Linked DNA regions of Homo sapiens: region 1 is linked to region 2. A link is a loop called in an ENCODE intact Hi-C map of the cell type or tissue named here. Cell type or tissue: dorsolateral prefrontal cortex. All regions are shown on one strand. Each heading gives the region's core, and the rest is flanking DNA. Links, peaks and the distances in the headings are about the cores only.

Region 1 (5,383 bases), core at 276-5,275, 230 kb after region 2:
CCTCATTGTGCCACTCTAGCCTGAAGGAGTTGGGTCTTTTCTTGCCAGGGTCTTATAAAGACCAGAAGATAAAAGACAAAAATGGAATTTGACTGCAAATTTTCATTACTAAAAGACTCCCATTTTTGCTTATATTAAGAAACAAGGTTTTCAAAGGTTTCCTCTAACCACACTATCTTGGGTTAGTCAGAATGAACACGTATTTATGGGATCACGGTCTACAGGATTTGCCTGCAATGTTAAATAAAACCACAATTTGTGTTTCTAAAGTCATCATCTGGTTAGAAAATGACCACTGTCCTAAATGTAGAAATGAAAGAGAAAGTATAACACGGGAAAGGAACATTTTAGGGGGACACACCTTAGAGGTATACAGTGGCTCATTATTTCCTAGAAGTCTCAGGCAAGGGTTCTGAACCTAGGCCTACTGAGTTTCAAGGCTGAGAAATTCCTCTGAAAATGAAGGTGACATGATAGACTGCATGTTTTTCTGCAGATAGGTTCTCAGGCTTGGTTAAATCATTATAAGTATCTGTCACTGAAATTACCAAGATCCATTGGACTAATAACATATTCAAAAACTATGGGAGAGGAACAAATGTAGTTTCTTTTTATACATTTTTTCATATTATATGTAACCTTGGATACCTCCAACATTCTATTTCAATTCCCAGACGATTTTCCAGCTAAAATACATTAGCGCCACCAAAGCGTGGGCAAAATTTTTATCTTCTCATGTTTTCCCGACAGCATTTATCTGAGTCCCAAACCAAATAATTCTGCCTATATATCATGTGAATAACACAAGGAAGTTTATTTTTAGGGGAAAAATGTCTTATCATTCATAATAATCTAATATTTCTGAAATGAATATTGATACCGAATACAATACCAGAAGGTTAGAACAGAACATACATATTTCACTGGAAGAAACTGATTTCCACCTAGTGTCTGTGAAACAGCAGAAGCGAAATTAATGTCTTCTTGCATTGGTGCTGCTGTGCATGGCAATCTCGCCAATGCCGCCAACTCCTAATAAAGGGCTCTCTTGGAACAAAGCTGCCTCTTGTCTGCTTGCTCACAGTATCTATGACACTAATATTCTAATTAGCTATCGCCATTCTCATTATCTTTGTCAGAGAGCTACGTGCTCGTGGATGCAGCCACCTAGCCACGAGATCAGATCTGCATAGTCACACACAAAACACATACACATATGCATGCACATAAAACCTAGACATATCTGCTCTGCAATATCCCATCTCCCCTTGGTTTACAGAATGCATTCCCAGTCTTTTGGGGACTTGTTGGAGGATAAACAGTAAGCCCATGAACGTGTAGTCCAAATTCATTAACGCGGCATTCAAGGCTCTCCAGGTGCCACATCCCTCTTCTCTCTATTCCCTTTGTCCCTTCCCCACCGGAACGCCACTCCTTCTCCATTCTCTCCCTATCCCATGCCTTGTCCTCTGGGCATTGGAGATGGATTCTCACTATCACGCCAAACATACCCCACACCTCCACCTCTGTGTTTCCTCTACCTGAAATTCCCCTCATACTTGTCAAATCTCTATCCCACCTTCTGCCGCCATCAAAATCCCATAAGGTCCATCTCGATCACTCCTCAATTCTCCAACACCCTAAGGCAGAAGCAATGTCTTTTTTTGCTGGACATTTTATGTATTCCTTTTATTATATAACTTATACAACTTTGTCACCACCTTTGGACATTTCATCCCACTGCCTCCCCTGCTCCTGTGCCTCCCACAGGCTCTGCCATATTCCCCTGCTCAGCGTAGAGGGTCCTCAGTAGATGCTGGGGACATGAACTAAGTTGAATGGTAGGATTATAGGAATAGAAAATACTGCAGTTAATAATAAGATCATTTTTAATAAAATTTTTCTCTAGATTCATGAGCATATTTTCTTCTAGCCCTTGACAGAACGAACAATGGAAATGTATTGTTCATAGGTATGTACTATATCGGGTATGCATGAACACTGGCATGTTTGCCATTCTCTTTCAACCTGGGGGCTTAAATTTTCCTTTGCACCAGGCCACTGCCATCTAAGCCCTGCAGGATTTGGGGACCAGATGAGTCCTTGTATGACATCTGATAGTAAGTATTTATTTTATTAACAAACGAGGCCACAAAGAATGTGACCAGTTGAAAACAGAGTTTGGTTTCTTCATGTCTCTCCTTCACCATAGGGATTTTGTCTCTTTCATTGTAGCACTTAGCATAGAGTCCATATCCAACAAGTATTTGAAAATATTTTCTTCCTACTCTTTCATGTTATCTTCATTCAATAGTGAGGGTTTATAATTTTTCCTCCCTTCTTTCCTTCCTTCCTTCCTTTGGAGTTTATTGTGTTGACTTTTTTTTTGCTATCGTTGCGAACATTGGAATATGAGATGACACCCAGGCAGTGCCAGGGCCGAGCAGTGTGTTAAGTATGGCTTCTATTTTGTGAGCTCACACTGCCCTCTCCTGGCCTCTGGGTAGATCTTAAAACTTCACTCGGATTGCAGCACAAAACACATTCCAGCAGGCAGAGAAAGAATGATAATAAATGGGACACAAAATCCTTCCAATATTAATAATCTAATCATTTCAAATTTTAAAAACTATTTGGCTCTACTCTCTATGCTTTTGGTAATTCCAAGCACTTGAAAATATCTATAAAATTCAAAATTCTTAACATTGTCTTTCCATTTTATTTATTTATTTATTTTTTGGTGGAAAGCTTGTTATAATATCTTGAATAAAATGTGGTCCTGGGCCGGGCAAGGTGGCTCACATCTGAAATCTCAGCACTTTGGGAGGCCAAGGCAGGAGAATCACGAGGTCAGGAGTTTGAGACCAGCCTGGCCAACATGGTGAAACCCCGTCTCTACTAAAAATACAAAAAATTATCTGGGCATGGTGGTGGGCACCTGTAATCGCAGCTACTCTGGAGGCTGAGGCAGGAGAATCTCTTGAACCCAGGAGGCGGAGGTTGCGGTGAGCCGAGATTGCACCACTGCACTCCAGCCGGGCAGCAATGCGAGACTCCGTCTCAAAAAAAAAAAAAAAAAAAAAAAAGAAGGTGGTCATGATATTTGATATTTTAGTAAGATGTTTTTGTTTTTGCTTACTTTCTAGTTCTACTTAAGGCTTTTGGTGGTGGTGGTTTGTTTTGTTAGCAAGTGATGTGCAGTCATGTCCAGGCTCTGCCACTCACTAATTAGGTGATCAGGATCTAGGACAAGTCATTTCAACCCTCAGCCTTAGTTCCTTCATCCAGATGTGGCTGTAGAAATACCTACCCTATCTTCCTCACTAGAAATGATAGAAAGATCAAATGAAATATTTTATGTGAAGGCATTTGGAAAACTCTAAGATGCCATACTCATATGAACTATGATGATTATTTCTAGATTTTACAAAAAGACAACTTAACAAAAGATACTAGGTGTTATAATGCCAGGTGAAGTGCAATTGTATTAAAAAGACTTCACTTTTAAACATTAAAAAATTTTAAAGATATATGAATCTAGAAAATATTCTTTGTTTCCTTCCCAAAAACTTCTTAGAATAATATAGAAAATGACACTTTCCTGAGGAATTTTTTTGTATATTATTAGCAAAGGGCAGAATATTGGATTAAAAATCCAGAAAGCCCTGTAATTCTATGTTTTTAAAGCATAGGAATAATCTATCTAATGACAGTATATAGTCTTTAAATAGGTCTTATATCTTCAAAATAAAAATAATAAAACCTCCATTAATACAAAAATAACAAAATTATACAAAAATTAACTCAAGATGGATGAAAGACTTAAATGCAAAACCCAAAACTATAAAATTCTAGAAGAAAATCTAGGCAATACCATTCAGGACATAGGCAGGGGCAAAGATTTCATGATGAAAACGCCAAAAGCAATTGCAACAAAAGCAAAAATTGACAAATGAGATCTAAATAAACTAAATAGCTTCAGCACAGCAACAGAAGCTATCATCAGAGTGAACAGACAACGTACAGAAGAGGAGAAAATTTTTGCAATCAATCCATCTGACAAAGGTCTAATATCCAGAGTCTACAAGGAACTTAAACAAATTTACAACCTCATTAAAAAGTGAGCAAAGACCATGAACAGACATTTCTCAAAAGAAGACATTCATGCGGCCAACAAACATGAAAAAAGATCAACATCACTGATCATTAGAGAAATGCAAATCAAAACCACCACAATGAGATACCATCTCACGCCAGTCAGAATGGTGATTATTAAAAATATACAGAAACAACAGATGCCGGTGAGGTTGTGGAGAAAAAGGAACATTTTACATTGTTGGTGGGAGTGTAAATTAGTTCAACCATTGTGGAAGACTGTGTGATGATTTCTCAGACCTGGAACCAGAAGTATCATTTGACCCAGCAATCCCATTACTGGGTATATACCCAAAGGAATATAAATCATTCTATTATAAAGATACATGCATGCGTAGGTTTATTGCAGCACTATTCACAATAGTAAAGACCTGGAATCAACCCAAATGCCCATCAATGATAGACTGGATAAAGAAAATGTGGTACATATATACCACTGAATACTATGCAGCCATAAAAAGGAATGACATCATGTCCTTTGCAGGGACATGGATGGAGGTGGAAGCCATTATCCTCAGCAAACCAACACTGCATGTTCTCACTTATGAGTGGTAGCTGAATGCTGAGAACACATGGACACATGGCGGGGAAAAACAAACACCAGGGTCTGTCAGAGGGCTTTGCAGGGAGGGAGAGCATCAGAAAGAATAGCTAATGGATGCTGGGCTTAATACCTAGGTGATGGGTTGATCTGTGCAACAAACCACCATGGCACACGTTTACCTATGTAACAAACCTGCACATCCTGCACATGTACCCAGGAACTTAAAATAAAAATTGAAGAAAAAAAAGAGAGAGAAAAGATATTATCTCCAAAAATAAAGTAAATGACAGGGAGAAAAAAATAAATTAAAAAAGGGAATGTGTTTAATCAACATTTGTCTATTTTATGCTCCATGGGAAAAAAAAATGTCAAAGGGAAAGTGAAATCTGTAGAGGAGTTAAACAACACTGGACTTTTAAGTAATTATTCTACTTCTCTCTCTTTCATTGTGCTAATATATTCTTGACCAAGAATTGACATAAAAAAATTTGTACAAACGTATAGGGTACATGAGAAATTTTGTTACAGGTGTATAATGTGTAGTGACTGACTCAAGGTATTCAGAGAGTCCATTACCTAAGTACAATACATGTTTGTTAAGCATAGTCACCCTACTCTGCTACTGAACGTGGAATTTGTTCCATCTTACTGTATGCTTGTTTGTTTAAACCCATTTCTCTTCAT
Region 2 (5,383 bases), core at 241-5,240:
ACTAATGCCCTGAAGCCAGGCTTCCAGGCTGGCTGGGGCTTGCTGGCTCAGAAAAGGAGGCAAGGAAACAGAACCAGAGGAACACGGCAGGAGAGGAAAAGTCTTCAAGATTTTCTGGTACCTGTTGGGGTGATCTACAAAGGACTTTTTCATTCATTTTTAGCAAAGTTTAATGTGTCCTATAATATCCATATTTGGAATGCATGTTTTAAGTTTTGCCTTCTATAAAAGCTTTCCCTTCTAATATATTTGTTTACCTTTCCAATGTCTGTAAACATACTTGAATAATGATGACCCTAAAATGAAAAAAAAAGAAAAAAGCTTTTCTGCATCCTCTACCTGTTTTGTTCTTTTTTTAAAACAGGTCTCAAAAAGTAAAGAAAGCCATTCTCCAAATGACTAAAACAGATCTCATGTTTGTTACCATCCTTTATTATTTTTCTTCTAAACATGTAATCTAACATTACATAGTCATGAACAGCAAATTATATTATCTACTCATACTTGCGGAGGTAAAAGGTGAGGGAAATTCATGTGTTTAGACTTGGGTCTTTACTGAGTTGTCTCCTGTCCTAAGGATGATGATTGCTAAGGAATCGGATTCTAAAATGTATTTTGATATACTGTCCATGTTCAGATCGGTTTATAATCATATGAAACAAAACACTTATTATTAAACTCCGAGAAAACCTCTCTCAAATTGCATCTGACAACAAAAACTTTAACTTTTGGCACCCCAAATATTAGTTTTTGCTTCTTCCATTGTTGGTCCTAGTGGTTTCTTCTGTAATATGTATACTGACTGTTTGCAGCCTGGCAACAGCTCCAAGGAGTGAGGGGGGCTAGAAAACTATAGCCCCTTGTTAGCTGCAGTCCAAACTTCAAAGGCTTTGAGAACACTGAGCAGACAGGTTTCAGCAGCCGATAAAGCAGCCAGGCAAACAAAAGGCAGCTCCCCTCTCACCGAGGTGTCTCCTGATCCAGGGTGATTTTCAGCCCACTTTTTTCTTTTATTTGTGATGAAACTTCTGGCAATGAGAGACTCATTCTGCCCACAGTTGTGTGCCCCCTTGATTCGGCATCAGAGGGAGAGATGGGCATTTATGGCACCATAAATCAAGGGATTAAACCATACACGAGCAGCTGGCACATGTGCTAATAACTATAATTATTAATCATGTCAATTTCACACCCTTCAAATTTATGCTATGTGCTTTCTGTAGGAAAGCCATCCCTGGCGCCTTGAGCTGTTTATGGTATGAAAATATGATGTGCTGATGGTCTTTGATAATTGTCTTATGACAGTATTGATCTGCCTACAATTGGGTTTGTGGGGCATCGAAGCCCTGCAAAGTGGTTGTCCTTGTCTCCTGGTATACATCATTGTCACACATCCCCCATTGTTAGTGAGTGGCGTGAATTACTTTCAGCATTTGGCCAAGTCTCTAGCTGCTAGGTCACCATTATTCTATCCTTATGTCACTGCGAGGACATTTACTTTGATGTTTCCTTTGTACCTCTTCGAAGGCAAAATCCTTTAACTTCAGGACGGGAGCCTGCAGCAGAGTTTCAGAAAGAAAAGACACTACAGGTTTGGGGTGGGCAGAGGCCAAAAAATATGGAAAAATGTGCTCCCTCAAGGGCCATTTTTTACTTGCCCTTGTCAAGGCTTGTCTATATCCGAAGAGGTGTGGCAAACGGGGAGCTGGAGATGCCAACCAATTGCCAAGTCTTGTGCTCATTCAGTAGCCCTTTCCAGAACACCCCAAAGTTGCTGCCACACACCAAATTATGCAAATTATTCTGCTTGTGGCACAGATGGTCAAGCTAAGAAATCAGACTGGCCAGGAGCAAGCAGTTAACCGTGGCCAAAGTGGTCTTTTTAACTCCAAGCGATTCATCCATTTGAAACCATAATGTCTCTTAAAGACAAACCTGTTCAAGACCAAAAGCAGAGCAGCACCTTGCTGGTTAATCTGCATGTTCATTTGACCTTGCAGCCAATCGTCTGGGAGAGGCCAGGAGAGAGCAGAGTGCATGGGACTCTGCCCACTTGTTGGGAACGCTGCATGGCCCTCACTGGGCAGTGTCAAAACCGCTCCTGCTGTCTCTACAGCTGCTCTGTTCCAATGACCCCCGGAAGGTTCTGGGGATTGTTAGAAGAGATTTCTATTAATCAACTACAAACCGACTGTTACAATTTCACACTTTTTTCCCATCATTTCACACATTTAATGAATTTGGGTGTCTTTTACATTCAAAACACTTACAATCAGGCCAAAAAAAAAAAAAAAAAACTCACCCAAAAAAAAAAAAACCCTTTCTTTAACACAATAGGCAGTAGCAAGACAGCAAACGCCACTTCAAGACTGAATTTCTGAAACTGGCCCTTTAGCTGAGAGTGGCCATCCTTGCCGGGGCGGGCGATTTACTAGTTTACTAACATTGTTACCAGGCAGCAGCCCTGGCAGCATTTTACTAAATCCTCAACAAGAAAACTCGCAACTCGTCTGAAGTTTCAGTTTGTTTGTTGTTACTGGAGTTATATCAGGGAGTTCTTTTCTATGCCAGACTGGAGTTCAGATTTAAATCTTGCCCAACTCAAAAGCAAGCGCACAGGAAACACGAACCTCGCCGCCGTGAGAGCAGCCTGAGTGAGCCAGCACTCACCAAGGAAAGGGCTGCAGGTTCGCTTGAGAGTGAGGATCAGCCGAATTCCTCACGCTGCTCACTGAGACTTCCCCTCACTGAGACTTCACGCTCCTCACTGTCGGCTATCGGCCGACAGAAGATCTCACATCCAAGTCACAAAGACTCAGAACCTTCTTCAACAAGAAACGTCACTTACAACGTGTTTGCTTCTCCATCTCTAAGCTCAAAGTGCCCCGTTTCTCTACAGCAAATTAGACTTTTTGCCTACTTTGGTGCTGAGAAGCCCAAACTACCAACCAAAGCTTTGGTTTTCTCTGAGGGCTGTCGGTACAGACGAGAGGCCGGGATTGTTCTCTAGCAACCCCTGCCGGTTGACAATAAATGCCAGAAACTGACCCAGAGGCATTAGTTCATCCCCACGTTGGAGGGAAGTAAAAAATGTCAGGCTGAGGGAGAGCAGGTAGCACCTGAACGGGTAGGTGATTTCGTGTCAGTTCATCTTACATCAGCAAGAAAAGTAGGGTCGGATTTGATTTATATCAATATTTGGAGTGATGAAAATAATAGTCTATCAATTGGGGGAAATCTATACTGTATTCCATAGAAGTAATTAGATTTTATTATTGATGACAGACTACTGAATAATTAAAGTTTGCTAATTTTCTCTCTCTTCATTTGTATATTCTTTCTGTTTTTAAACTTTGGCTTCTCTTCACATTATTACTTTGGTGGACTGTGGGCACTTTTGCCTTCGTGGGCCCCTTCCACCATAACGATAACAACATATTATTACATAATTTTAAATATGTCAACATTTTTTTCCTCTTTTAGATAAGGTGTAACAGATTGTTGTGGGCCCTTAAAATTATCGTGGGCACCATGCCTTGGGGCCCAGTGGAGAAGGCGGCTCTGCTCTCTGAAATGTTCCCCTAAGGGGCCTGGAATACTTTTCTTCTTCAAGTTGCCTTTGAGTTTGAAGATGTTTTAGTGCTGCTTTACTCATTAGCTAAGATACTGGTCCTAACATATCTTTACATCTATTTTCTGATATACCGTGCCATATGTCTTTTAAACAAAACACTGCTTCCTGGCAAAGAAGCCACTGAGAGGCCAGTTGTTTGTTTGTGCACAGCTGGGTTTCGTCTTGCCTCTTGAAGGCCTAGGCTTAATTTCCTGAGTGCATTTCACCATACCTGGAGACATTTGGACAAAGCCTCAGACACAACTCGCACGCTCACACCCAGTGCCCATACATCACCAACTTACATTCATCTATTCATTTGTTCAGAAAAAAACCCACCCAGTTTATGTTTTTAAAATTTCCCCCAATTAAACTGCCACTTCTAGGGCTTAAGAAACAAACCCAGGAATTTAATTTCTTGGGAAATTTTTCCAGAGGCAAATCAAGAACGCAGCCTGTCTAGTTCCCTGAGCTACTGACGTTCTAGGAGGAGGGATGATAACGGTTGAAGGGAAAGCCTGTAAAGTGATTGTACTCCCAAGAGCCTGGATGATTCAGCAAAAGCAGGCTAGGAGGCTGTGAGCGCAGAACTATTTTGCCCCTGGAAATGAGACATCCAAATTCAACAGGGACTTTTTTTTTTTTTGTCCTTTTGAGGATGGTTCTCCCTGACAAGAAATACCGGAGAAAAGCACAGCTCCCTTCAGCTGTCCCCTTCTGTGGGTTTTCCCATACGAAACTGTGCCCAGCCTGCCACCCTGCACTTTGTTATTATGACAGGAAAAAATGAATTTCTAATGTGCTACCTCTACCAGCTGCAAGGAGCTTGTGGATCTTCAGTCACTAGGCTCCCCGAGGGGAATCAGCCTGAATCAGGGTGGAAGGCCAGGACAAGGAAGAGCATCTCTAGGTTTAAAAAAAAAAAAAAATCTCTTTCCCTCTGATATTGGCATGAAGATGTTCTTAAGAACAAAGGTAAATTTACAAGCACATGTTGGACAGGAAGGGACAAGCACCAATGTCCCTTGCTGAGCACCTGCCTGTCACATAGATGATTTCATTAATTCTCACAATACTTTCAGAGAGTATTAGTTCCATGTTTATATACTAAGAAACTGAAGGGCAGAGGGAGCCCCAAGTATCCTCCCCAAAACTACACAGTTAGTAAGTGGCTGAACTCCGGCTTTTCCCTCCCTGACTCACTATTTAATAATGTATTGCATTGTAATAAGCAGAAATGAGTTGCTCTCTACCCTGTTGTATGATAGAAACAGCTCAGTCCGTGCTCCTGACAGCATTTGGTGTTTTACTAACATCCACTGAGTCCATGTGTGTGGGTAGGCTCATTTTAGAAACATGCCTAGACCTTTCCAGAATTGGTGACCCATGGAAGTGAGCAGCTACTTAGAAGTCTGATATGAAGAGGAGAAAAAAGGTCTTAGAGGGCACGTATTTCAACTCTTTTATTTTATCTCCAAGGAGACCTTAGTTCAGGCCTTCAACATTTCACATTTGAATGATTCTTAAGTGGTGATTCTGTCTCACTTTAGCTTCTTTTCACACTCAAGGAATATCTCTTAAACTCAAATGGGATCATCTCATTCTACTCCTTTGTTTACTGAATAATTCTACCAGAGTTTTATCATCCATGGCAAATTGCTCTTTGCCCTAAAATCTGTTCTTCCCTTCATCCTGGACATACCCATTCCACCCCCAGCTAGAGACTACATTTCTCAGCCTCCTTTGTGGCTAGGTGGCCATTGACTAAGT

Evidence for each region. A loop is a pair of places that touch in the nucleus more often than their neighbours do. Peaks named below come from ENCODE experiments on the same cell type or tissue, not always from the same donor. Only the 100,000 strongest peaks of a DNase experiment are listed, where the experiment ranks them.
Region 1: it touches region 2 in a loop (4-fold over the local background); 11 of 110 quality-filtered maps call a loop at or near these places.

Annotation. Positions count from the first base shown.
Region 1 is chr6:137,639,201-137,644,583 of GRCh38, forward strand. No RefSeq gene overlaps it. Among named protein-coding and RNA genes, the nearest start is that of LINC03004, 24 kb to the right of the region's middle. RefSeq lists an enhancer at 2,372-2,421. In dorsolateral prefrontal cortex, for the core only: a CTCF peak has its summit at 2,494 (motif pointing left); DNase peaks (open chromatin) are centred at 1,081 and 2,461; H3K4me3 peaks cover 644 bases; H3K27ac peaks cover 360 bases.
Region 2 is chr6:137,412,772-137,418,154 of GRCh38, forward strand. LOC102723633 (a long non-coding RNA gene) reads left to right here and starts at 2,330. Exons shown (of 5, transcript XR_943053.1): 1 at 2,330-3,127. In dorsolateral prefrontal cortex, for the core only: CTCF peaks have their summits at 2,999 (motif pointing left) and 3,202; DNase peaks (open chromatin) are centred at 2,430, 2,686 and 3,000; H3K4me3 peaks cover 1,447 bases; H3K27ac peaks cover 1,000 bases; H3K27me3 peaks cover 2,050 bases.